Regions from separate parts of the Homo sapiens genome. Here region 1 is linked to region 2. A link is a contact called in ENCODE Hi-C or POLR2A ChIA-PET data. All regions are on one chromosome and are shown on one strand. The core of a region is the stretch at or near the end of the contact, and the rest is flanking DNA. Distances in the headings are between cores, read along the strand shown.

The links. Hi-C counts contacts between places; a loop is a spot of excess contacts on that map. ChIA-PET counts read pairs that join two places held with the same protein, here RNA polymerase II (POLR2A). Pooled maps may share reads with other maps.
Region 1: a map of ascending aorta shows a loop between it and region 2 (1.9-fold over the local background). The contact joins two enhancer-like sites. A Hi-C loop is called at or near these places in 1 of 168 maps with a recorded cell type or tissue (ascending aorta), 3 of 37 single-sample maps with no recorded cell type and 7 of 50 pooled maps. POLR2A ChIA-PET finds 5 or more read pairs at or near these places in 3 of 52 experiments (OCI-LY7, PC-3 and activated B cell).

What each region holds. Positions count from the first base shown.
Region 1 is chr18:23,239,416-23,245,075 of GRCh38, forward strand. All of the region lies in intron 7 of CABLES1 (Cdk5 and Abl enzyme substrate 1), which reads left to right. It also overlaps a transcript of SLC35D4 not described here. Among named protein-coding and RNA genes, the nearest start is that of CABLES1, 110 kb to the left of the region's middle. Within about 2 kb of position 2,649, at least 2 of the 41 ENCODE cell types and tissues checked have a DNase peak (open chromatin) inside an H3K27ac peak, as active enhancers do; they include OCI-LY7, where a contact is called at or near this core.
Region 2 is chr18:23,485,565-23,490,954 of GRCh38, forward strand. No RefSeq gene overlaps it. Among named protein-coding and RNA genes, the nearest start is that of RMC1, 15 kb to the right of the region's middle. RefSeq lists an enhancer at 2,679-2,848. Within about 2 kb of position 2,852, at least 19 of the 41 ENCODE cell types and tissues checked have a DNase peak (open chromatin) inside an H3K27ac peak, as active enhancers do; they include OCI-LY7, where a contact is called at or near this core.

The sequences.
Region 1 (5,660 bases), core at 1,399-3,898, 250 kb before region 2:
AAATCCACGTTTCAGAATTCTCGTCTAAGTTCTTGACAGTGTGTTGTGTATTACAAAGGGCCTCAACCCCCCAGCTCCCTGGAGACTTCTTTCCTAGAAGCCGACATGGGTTACAGGCCGTTTCTCATGCATTTGCATTGAACTTGTAGGAAACAGAGTGGGGCAGTTGGGGGTGGGGGCGCTGGGGTGTTTGCTTTATTTTTGTGTGTTGGGGAACAGGTATAGAATTCGCCTGTTGAACCAAGTATTGATTGAGGCCTTATTATGAGCCAAGCTTCCTTACCCAGTAGAGAACTAACCAGCCACAACCCCTCTTCTCCTCCACCTTGGAGTGAGTGGGGATGTCAGAGAGTAAACAGTAAACAAGGAGACAGAGCACCATAATCGTGAGGAAGGAACCATCTTAGAAAAGCAGCAGGAGACCAGGCATGGTGGCTCACGCCTGTAATCCCAGAACTTTGGGAGGCCAAGGCAGGTGGATCACCTGAGGTCAGGAGTTTGGGACCAGCCTGGCCAACGTGGTAAAACCCCATCTCTACTAAAAATAAAAAAATTAGCCAGGTGTGGTGTTGCGCGCCTGTAGTCCCAGCTACTGGAGAGGCTGAGGTGGGAGAATTGCTTGAACCCAGGAGGCAGAGGCTGCAGTGAGCTGAGATTGTGCCACTGCACTCCAGCCTGGACAATAAAGCAAGACCCTGTCTCAACAAAACAAAACAAAAACAGCGGCAGGAAATGATGGAAGGGTTGGACGTGGGCCCCAGGGGGTAGGCCTCAAGGAAGACTTCCCCGAGGAATGGCACTGAAGCAAGCACTGAGGGCTGAGAGTGGTTGGCCCCACCAGGTTTTGGTAGGGAGAGCCCAGTGGAAAGACCCCAAAGTAGGAAGGGGGTTGGTTTTGCATAAAATAGATTTTTCTAACTGTAGAAGTCGTTGCCCTTCCCCCTACACACACACAGGCAGGAGGCAGAGCCCACAAATGATGATGCCGACAAACCCTCCCTCCCCACTGACTCGGCCCCAGGCACAGGGAGCTGCCGCTGAAACAGGCCCTGGCTCCAAAGACCCTGGCTCCTTTGAGCCAGGTTGTGGAATGCCCTCTTTGAGGGCCTGGGGCACATTTGGCCACTAGGCTAGTGTGAGGATCTCTGCCCAGACAGAGGGCAGATTCCCTCCTGGGTGGGAATGCTCAGTGATTGGGGAAGGAGCAGGCTTGTTGGTCACAGGCCAATTATGCAGAGCTGCTCACCTCCCTTAGTATTAGCTTCCAAAGCCCCAGAGTCCTGCTGCCTGTCCCGTCTTCCTCGGGCCCCCAGGGCAGTCCAATGTGGCCAGCCCAGCAGAGGCGCCCACCTGAAATCCTGGGACTGTCCTCCCCTGTTTTGGGATGTCCTGTTCCTGTGGAAATCAGACTCTGAGATGCCTCTGCTGAATGAAGCAGCTCTCAAAGTGATGAGCTAATCCTTTCACCCATCAAATCCTGCTGCAGCCGCTAAAAGGAGTAATTTACAGACAATCAGATGCACTTGTTTGTTTGAAGTGTGCATTTCCATGAATTCTGTAACCACTGCTCTGATCCAGATATAGAGCATTTCTGTCCCTGCAGAAAGTTCTCCTCCCCATCCCATTCTTCCCATCCCCTTCCTGCAAAAGCAATTACTATTCTCACTTCTGTCACCATAGATTAGTTTTACCTATTCTGAAACTTCATGTGAATAGGATCATGGCATATACTTTTTGGGGTCCATCTTCCTTCATACAACTTAACATGTGAGATTTCCCCATGTCATGTGTGTCAGTAGATTTTTTTTTTTAATTGCTGAGTGGGCCACGTGCAGTGGATCACGCCTATAAATCCCAGCACTTTGGGAGGCCGAGGTGGGTAAGGTGGGGGGATCACTTGAGGTCAAGAGTTTAAGACCAGCCTGGCTAACGTGATGAAACTCTGTCTCTACTAAAAATACAAAAATTAGCTGGGCATAGTGGCAGGCACCTGTAATCCCAGCTACCCTGCAGGCTGAGGCAGGAGAATCGCTTAAACCCGGGAGGTGGAGGTTGCAGTGAGCCGAGATCACACTATTCACTTCAGCCTGGGCGACAAGCGAAACTACGTCTCAAAAAAATAAAAATAAAAATGCTCAGTGATATAAGATGTAGTACAGTTTGTTTATCCCTCCTCCTGTTGATAGATATTTGTTCATGCGGCTGCCATGAATGTTCTTGTGCATGGCTTTCTGTGGAAATACTTTTTAATTTCTCTTGGGGTAAATACCTAGGAGTGGGACTTCTGAGTCCTGGTGTAGGTGATATTAACCAGCCATGATGTAGCTGAATGTTTATCTTTGTGCGTGTGTGTCCTAAGTGTAATATAAAAAGGCCCCTCGTCGCCACAGTCAGGACATGTCTTAGAGTGGGAAGCTTCCAGAGGTGAAGCCTGTCATTTAGTGTGCAAGTGGCACCCTTTTCAAATTAGCCTTGCACCCATATCTGTATTTTTAAACTTTGATCCATGCAAGTCACTCCCACTGTTACCTACTGTAGAAGGTCAAGGGTGAGATTTTGAACTTAAAAAAAAATTCCGGGCCAGGTGCAGTGGCTCACGCCTGTAATCCCTGCACTTTGGAAGGCCGAGGCGGGTGGATCACCTGAGGTCAGGAGTTCAAGAGCAGCCTGACCAACGTGGTGAAACACCATCTTTACTAAAAATACAACAAAATGAGCCAGGTGTAGTGGCAGGCGCCTGTAATCCTGGCTACTCAGGAGGCTGAGGCAGGAGAATCGCTTGAACCCAGGAGGCAGAAGTTGCAGTGAGCTGAGATCACACTATTGCACTCCAGCCTGGGTGACGAGAATGAAACTCTGTCTCAAAAAAAAAATTCCTGGGGCAGGTGTGCAAAACAAATTGCAGCTGGCCCGGTGGTTTGGTCTTCAAGTTTCTAGAAGGTGACCACAGAACAGAGAATGTTGAGCCACCTGGCTACGTGCAGACTCTTGCTGGGTGATGGTGTGTCTCAGGGGAGGGCGGATGCTTCCAGCTCTCTGCACCTCTTGGCATATAATTAAAGCTTCATGAGAGAGTGGTTATGTATCATTAGAACGTGGCAGCCCAGGTCGGTAGTGGGTTTTTGTGTTTTTTTCCCCCTCTTTATGGGTGTGGAAGGCAATTAAGAGGAGAAAGTAAGTGGGAGAGCTGAGATAATGCCAACAAAATTCAGTTACCTGAATGGATTTCTGGATTCTTTTCTTCTGTAAGAAATCCCTCTTGCACTGTGTTCACATCAAAAAGAAAACCGACTAACATTGTTTATGATATGCATAAGCATGTAAACCTCAAGAGAAACCTCTTGGATTAATCTCCATGATAAAATGCCTATTTTTTATTTACCGAATATTAAAATCTAAGTACTTGTAGAGAAAGCCCTCCCTCTACCCCTACATCTCCCCAGTGTTGGGGGAATGTATCATAGAACTTAATTTTTCAGTACAGCATGAGATGCTGAGCAGTGGGAAGTAATTGACTCAATGAAAGAAAGACTAATTCAGCCTTCCATGAGGTAGGTGATTAGATTCTGCCTGTCCCCCAATATACATACAGTATAAATATATATTTATAAATATAGATAAGTTATAATTTAATAACATACTCATATATTTATTATAATTTATATAGAATATAGAACTATATATATATCTATTTCCATTAAAAGTTACCTGGATGATTTAGGCACTTGTTACCTGTCTGCAGGGTGGATTTGTTGGGAAGCTAATGCAAGACCCTTTCCATGGCCTCAGGTTTCAAGGTGCCTGAGGCTTATTCAGTTCTGAGGAGGGGGCCTCTTTAAGAAAATGTCACATCACATTAGAAGCACAGTAGCTCCGCACTTCCCTATTATTGTGGCACTTCCCTGAGGCTTGAAGGGCGCCCTCAGGCGCACAGGCCTGGGCAGTAGCTGAGGAGCATCCTGCCAGCTTTAGGTTAAGTGTTCACATCAAGGCCTGAAATGCCTGATTGTGCTGTGTGGGGGAGGGAGGGTTGTTTTGGGTGTGGGTTTGGTGTTTTTTTTTTTTTTTTTTTTTGGTCTTTTTGTTGTTGTTAACAGCACTATTAGAATTCCAACACCATACAATTCACCTCTTTAAAGCCTCTTTTACAATTCATTTTTTTCTCATAAAACTAACACAGGCCTCGGTGGCTCATGCCTGTAATCCCAGCACTTTGGGAGGCCAAGGCGGGTGGATCACCTGAGGTCAGGAGTTTGAGACCATTCTGGCCAACATGGCAAAACCGTCTCTACTAAAAAATACAAAAATTAGCCAGGTGTGGTGGCAGGTGCCTGTAATCCCAGTTACTCAGGAGGCTGAGGCAGGAGAATCGCTTGAACCCGGGAGGCAGAGGTTGCAGTGAGCCGAGATCACGCCACTGTACCCCGGCCTGGGCGATAAGACCAAGACTCCGTTTCAAAAAAAAAAAAAAAAAACTAATACAAAACAAGAGTTTGACATTTCACCCAAGATTTTGCAGCATCTGCTCTCTATGTATTTGTCTCAGATTTTTGACAGTCGCTTCGTGATTTTGACATTTCACCCAGGATATTGCAACATCTGCTCTCTTTCTATGTATTTGTCTCGGATTTTTGACAATCACTTCGTGATTTTGAACATGACGTTCCACGCAGTTTGGCTCATTCTCTACTGCCACTGTTTCAGCAGCTTGCGTTTAGAAGTGCATCCAAATACTCTCTGGGTGTGGGTGATCTCAGGGCCAGTCACCTGGTGTCATCTCAAGTGGATGGAGACACTACTCCAGGAGTCCTGTAGCACCAGATAAATAGTTGACAAATATTTGACACTGAACATGCTCTGTGCCACCCAGTGAATCCCCATGGCCATGTAAACCTGAAGCAGAGAGAGCTTTTCTTCCTGTGTTCCTCTCCGTGTGCAAACCCTTTCATTTCAGTGGGAGGGAGAGTTGATCCAGGATTCGGTATTTTGAATTCGATGGGTAGAAATAGCAACAAATGCAGCCCCAGGCTGCGTAGGCTACCCGTTTATTTCCATAGTTTCCTTGTGATTTACTGTCCTCTAAGGGAAAGGATTAAATGCCTAGAACAGCTGAAATGCCCATCTGTTGGTGGTTAGATAGATTTAGTCGAGGGCCACCGTTGCTTAATTACCTTAACAAGCACGGAACAGCTGCTTTCCAGTGCCCAGCTGAGCCCGAATGCCGGTATACAAGTATGGCCAAAGCAAAAGAGCCTAATTTCGCAGTGGCTGTTGGCGCTGGAAGGAGCTGTGTGGCTCATTGCCTTGTATCCTTCCTTCCTTTCACAGGCGTGGTGTGGAACCAAGGCTTGCAGCGGCTGCATACCTGCCCCAGGTCTTACAGCTAGCTCCTGGGGTGCAGGCAGCACTAGGGCTGGCAGTAGGTCAGAGAACAGTGGCCGAGTGTACGGCAAGCTCACATCTGCTTAGAACTGCTCATAAGAATTCCTGGGGAAACTTGAAGACAGGAAAGTAGGAAATGAAGGAGGCCGGAGCTTTATCCGCCCTAGAGCGGAAGTACCTTTTCTGTTGTTTCTGTTGGAATCAGACCAACAACCTGTCTGCTCTGAGACCCTCACTGTTCTCCAGGATTGTTTTTGAGGTGTGTGTACCTCCCATCC
Region 2 (5,390 bases), core at 1,602-4,101:
ATACCTTCCCCCACTTTGGAATTCAGGCACAGCTGACCAAGCAAAAGGGCTTCACACCTTTGGAAAGGAAAACCTTTTGGCCGATTCCAAAGGGAATGCGTTAAGGCTGCTCTACTTTCTGTTACCTGGTTTTACCACTTTTAGGCCCATTAATGGTGATCTTATTGTTAGTATTTGGCCCATTGGGCCGAGCATGATGGCTCACACCTGTAATCCCAGCACTTTGGGAGGCTGAGGCGGGCAGATCATGAGGTCAAGAGATTGGGACCATCCTGGCCAATATGGTGAAACCCTGTCTCTACTAAAAATACAAAAATTGGCTGGGCATGGTGGCACGCGCCTGTAGTCCCAGGTACTCAGGAGGCTGAGGCAGGAGAATTGCTTGAACCTGGGAGGCGGAGGTTGCAGTGAGCCGAGATCACACCACTGCACTCCAGCCTGGTGACAGAGTGAGACTCTGTCTCAAAAAATAAATAAAATAATAATAATAAAAATATTTGGCCCATGCGTATTCAACTTCCTTATAAAGTTTATATCTTCTAGGTTACAGCAACTCCATGTAAAGATGATGGTGATGCAAGGATTTCAGCCAATTCCTGTCTCAGCATGGGACTCTCCTGCTAATGCAGCCTGGGATCCTTAGACCAGCAGCCAGAGATTTCCAATCCTTTGGTAGGCAGGGCCAGCGCCCTTAAATCAGCAAGAAGACGACACAGATGACTGACCTCCTCCCTCATCAACCCTTAAGAATAAGGGATGGAAATCTCTGAAGGGGGAATGAGATAGGAAGATCACTGGGTGCTCGCAAGAGGATGGAAGAATCCACACAAGAGCTTAAACAAGAGCTAGGCAAAGAAACTGTGGGATAACAGAAAACCCAAAATCAGGAGGAGAAGGCTGGGTTTGGTGGCTCATGACTGTAATCCCAGCACTGTGGGAGGCTGAGGAGGGCAGATCACCTGAGGTCAGGAGTTCGAGACCAGCCTGTGCAATATGGTGAAACCCCTTCTCTACCAAAAATACAAAAAAAAAAAAAAAAAAATAGCTGGGCATGGTGGCATACGCCTATAGTCCAGCTACTCGGGAGGATCACCTGAGCCCAGGAGACAAAGGTTGCAGTGAGCCGAGATCACGCCACTGCACTCCAGCCTTGGCAACAGAGACAGGGTGACATGTCCATGACTCTTCAGTGCAAACCCAAATCAGGGAGAAAGGGGGTGGTACCTGGGGGTGTGGGACAGTGGGGGGTCCCTGAAATCCCCCCTCTTCCAAAATACCTAATGATTATTTCACCCCCTAATTAAAGAAACACCCATAAAATTAGAAACCCAAACTCCCTCTGTGTGACTCATTCTCACAAACATGCCTGCACTTCTCTCTTCAGTGCATACTATCACTTTGCAATAAAAGCTTTTTGCCTTTCCCTTCATTCTGACTTGTCCCTGAATTCTTTCTCGAAAAGGTGTCAAGAACCTGGAAACCAACTGGGGCGGGGGTCTTACCAGCATCTGCAGACCCTCCTGAAACTTCTGGAAACCATAGGGGGAAAAAAGCAGAAATCACCCACAGTACAAGACAATCACCATATACATTACTCCTGACACTTGTTATATACATATGTACATGCAAATGCAAATGTAGAAAGAAACATGCATTCAGGCCCGGCACGGTGGCTCACGCCTGTAATACCAGCACTTTGGGAGGCCGAGGCGTGTGGATCACCTGAGGTCAAAAGTTCAAGCCCAGCCTGGCCAACATGGCAAAACCCCATCTCTACTAAAAATACAAAAATTAGCTGGGCATGGTGGCAGGCACCTGTAATCCCAGCTACTTGGGAGGCTGAGGCAGGAGAATCACTTGAACCCGGGGGGTGGAGGTTGCAGTGAGCCGAGATCGCACCACTGCACTCCAGTCTGGACCACAGAGGGAAATTCCGTCTCAAAAAAAAAAAAAAGAAAGAAAAAGAAAGAAAGAAAGAAAGAAAGAAAGAAAGAAAGAAAGAAAGAAAGAAAGAAAGAAAGAAAAGAGAGAAAGAAAGATGCATTCAAACATAAAACACTTCTGAAATGAAAAAGCAGGTTCCAAAACAGTGATACGTAGTCAAGATTTGCCAGCAAATACATACTTTAGAAATAGCTCTTTGTAAATATTATTCATCCTCATTTTAAAACAAAAAGGACTTTAGAAAGTTTAAAGAACAAAGTAAAAGCCACCTGAAAACATGCCAAGTAGTGAGAGCCACTATACAAATTTGGCTACATATGCCTTCAGACATCTGTCATAGAGTCTAACAAAGACTATAAAACAAAAATTAAAGCAAACAAAACTCAGCAAAACAGAAAAGCGGAACTTAAAATAAAAATAAGAATAAAAATAAACAGAAAAGCCTATGTGTTGTTTTAGGTTTTAGAAACTGTCAGACGCACATTTTAAGCTGCTGTAAAAGGAAAACAAGCATGTCAAGTGCTTATCTTAAACACCAGGAGTTATATTGAGCTTTTTTGGTGGCTCCGGAAACACTGGCTCATAGTAAACTAAGAAAGGAGAAGAAAAACAAACTAATGAACTAAGCGCTGATTCAGTAACCCCAGCAGTGGGCAGGGCAGCCAGGTATCCATCAAGGGTAGAGCTGGCTCGAGGCTGCACTTAAGGTTTCCCCCTATTTTAGTTGACCTGTTCCTAGGTCAGAGTCCCCTCCAGGGCCCCAGGACTGCCTCTAGCAGGCTCTGTACCCCAGATTTTACTGTCCCAGTCCTGAATCTGCCTTAAAAAAAGTTTTAACAGCTTTTCAGCTTCTTAGCTTTCCTTTTCTGCTCAGTGTCTCAACCTCTCAGTCACCGCTTTCAAAGCAGCAAGTTCATTGTGGAACAAAGCGGCAGCAAATGTCAGCTTCCGGCGGGCTGAAGTGGCTCATGCCTGTAATCCCAGCACTGTGAGAGGCCGAAGCGGGTGGATCACGAGGTCAGGAGTTCAAGACCAGCCTGGCCAACATGGTGAAACGCCGTCTCTACTAAAGATACAAAAAATTAGCCAGGTGTGGTGGCAGGCGCCTGTAATCCCAGCTACTTGGGAGGCTGAGGCAGGAGAATCACTTGAATCCAGGAGGCGGTGGTTGCAGTGAGTCAAGATGGCACCATTGTACTCCAGTCTGGGCGACAGGGCAAGACTCCATCTCAAAAAAAAAAAAGTGAGCCTCCCTTCTCCAGGCTTCCCTCTCTACAGAATCACGGCTTCTCAGGTTCTAGCTGCCTTGTTCTCCAATGTCTTCACAAAAGGTAAAAGAACTGCCTTCACAATTAATGAAAACGAAGATCTTAATTAATTTGCTAATTGTTTTCTCATATTCTAATGTTTTCGGGTTCCACCTGTGCCAAAACTTGAGGATTCATGAGAAAATCTTTTATTTTGATTTTAATATTTTATTTTGATTTAGTTTATTTATTTATTATTTTTTGAGACGGAGTCTCACTCTGTCGCCCAGACTGGAGTGCAGTGGCGCAATCTTGGCTCACTGCAAGCTCCGCCTCCCGGGTTCAAGAGATTCTCCTGCCTCAGCCTCCCGAGTAGCTGGGATTACAGGCGCACGCCCCCACACCCGGCTAATTTTTGTATCTTTAGTAGAGACGGGGTTTTACCATGTTGGCCAGGATGGTCTCGATCTCTTGACCACAGGCGATCTGCCCGTTTCGGCCTCTCAAAGTGCTGGGATTACAGGCATGAGCCACCGTGCCTGGCCTTGACTTAGTTTATTAACAGTTCATATTCAGGTTTGAATTTCACAACTAACTAGTGGTCTCATGTGTTTGTCTGTGAACAGGTGTCAGTTTGGCTGAAAATAATCACGTGAGGGGTTTGCTCCCAAGCAAGGATGCCAGAATAGGGCCTAGGAATCTGAATTCTAAGAAATAGCACTGTTTTTTTCTTTCTTTTTTTTTTTTTTTGAGATGGAGTCTTGCTCTGTCACCCAGGCTGGAGTGCAATGGCTTGATCTCGGCTCACTGCAATTTCTGCCTCCTGAGTTCAAGTGATTCTCCTGCCCCAGCTTCCTGAGTAGCTGGGATTACAGGTGTGGGCCACTACACCAGGCTAATTTTTATATTTTTAGTAGAGATGGGGTTTCATATGTTGAACAGGCTGGTCTCAAACTCCTGACCTCAAGTGATCCACCCATCTTGGCTTCCCAAAGTGCTGGGTGTGAGCCACCGCACCCGGCCAGAAATAACATTTCTGATGCTCACTAAAGTCTGAGGGAGAAAAAAAAGGCATGACTAACCCTGAAATGCAATGAAAAAGAAAAAAAAAAAAGGCTGGGCGCAATGGCTCATGCCTGTAATCCCAGCACTCTGGAAGGCCGAGGCAGATGGATCACAAGGTCAGGAGATCAAGACCATCCTGGCTAACACGGTGAAACCCTGTCTCTACTAAAAATACAAAAAATTAGCTGGGCTTGGTGGCAGGCGCCTGTAGTCCCAGCTACTCTAGAGGCTGAGGCAGCAGAATGGCGTGAACCCGGGAGGTGGAGCTTGCAGTAAGCCAAGATTGCACCACTGCACTCCAGCCTGGGCGACAGAATGAGACTCCGTCTCAAAAAAAAAAAAAAAAAAAAAAAAAGCCCATTGCTTGCTTGTTGTTAACCCAATATTCATTTCTACCTTCTTCCCTACTAAAACCTCCAGTTTCTACAGGGCATGATATATTCACCTACAAACTTCATTTCCCAAACTCCCTTGCAGCTAGGGTGGCTACTAGACGCAATTTTGGCCAATAAGATGAAACAGAAGTCACTGGGTGAGAGCCTCTTAGAAAGTTCTTTTGCCCTTCACTCTTCCCCTTCTTCCTGCCTGGGGACTGTGGGCCCCGTCTGAGAAGCAAGCATCCATTTTGCAATTATGATGTGATGAGCATGAGTGGAAGTCACACTATAGGGATAGATGGGTAAGGGGAGCGAAAGGAGTGTGAATCCCTGAGGCATCATAGAACCTCAGTAACAGGCCTAGATGGATTGCCTGCAGACTTTTTATTCCTAGAGAAAAAATAAAGTCCTGTTTGGTTGTTACTGTGAGTTGGTATTTCTTGCAGTTACTTTCAGTGAATGTAATTCTAGCTGATACAATAGCTGGACAATCAAGACATGGAATAAGATGGAACCATAAAAGACCCAGAATAGCCAATGCTAGCCTAAGCAAAAAAAAAAAAACAAAACAAAACTGGGGGAATCACATTATCTGACTTCAAATTATACCACAGAGCTATAGTAACCAAAACAGCATGGTACTGGCATAAATACAGACACACAGACCAATGGAACAGAATAAGAACCCAGAAACAAATCCACACACCTCCTTTGACCTTTGTCAAAAATGAGTTCACACCAGTGAACTCATTACTAG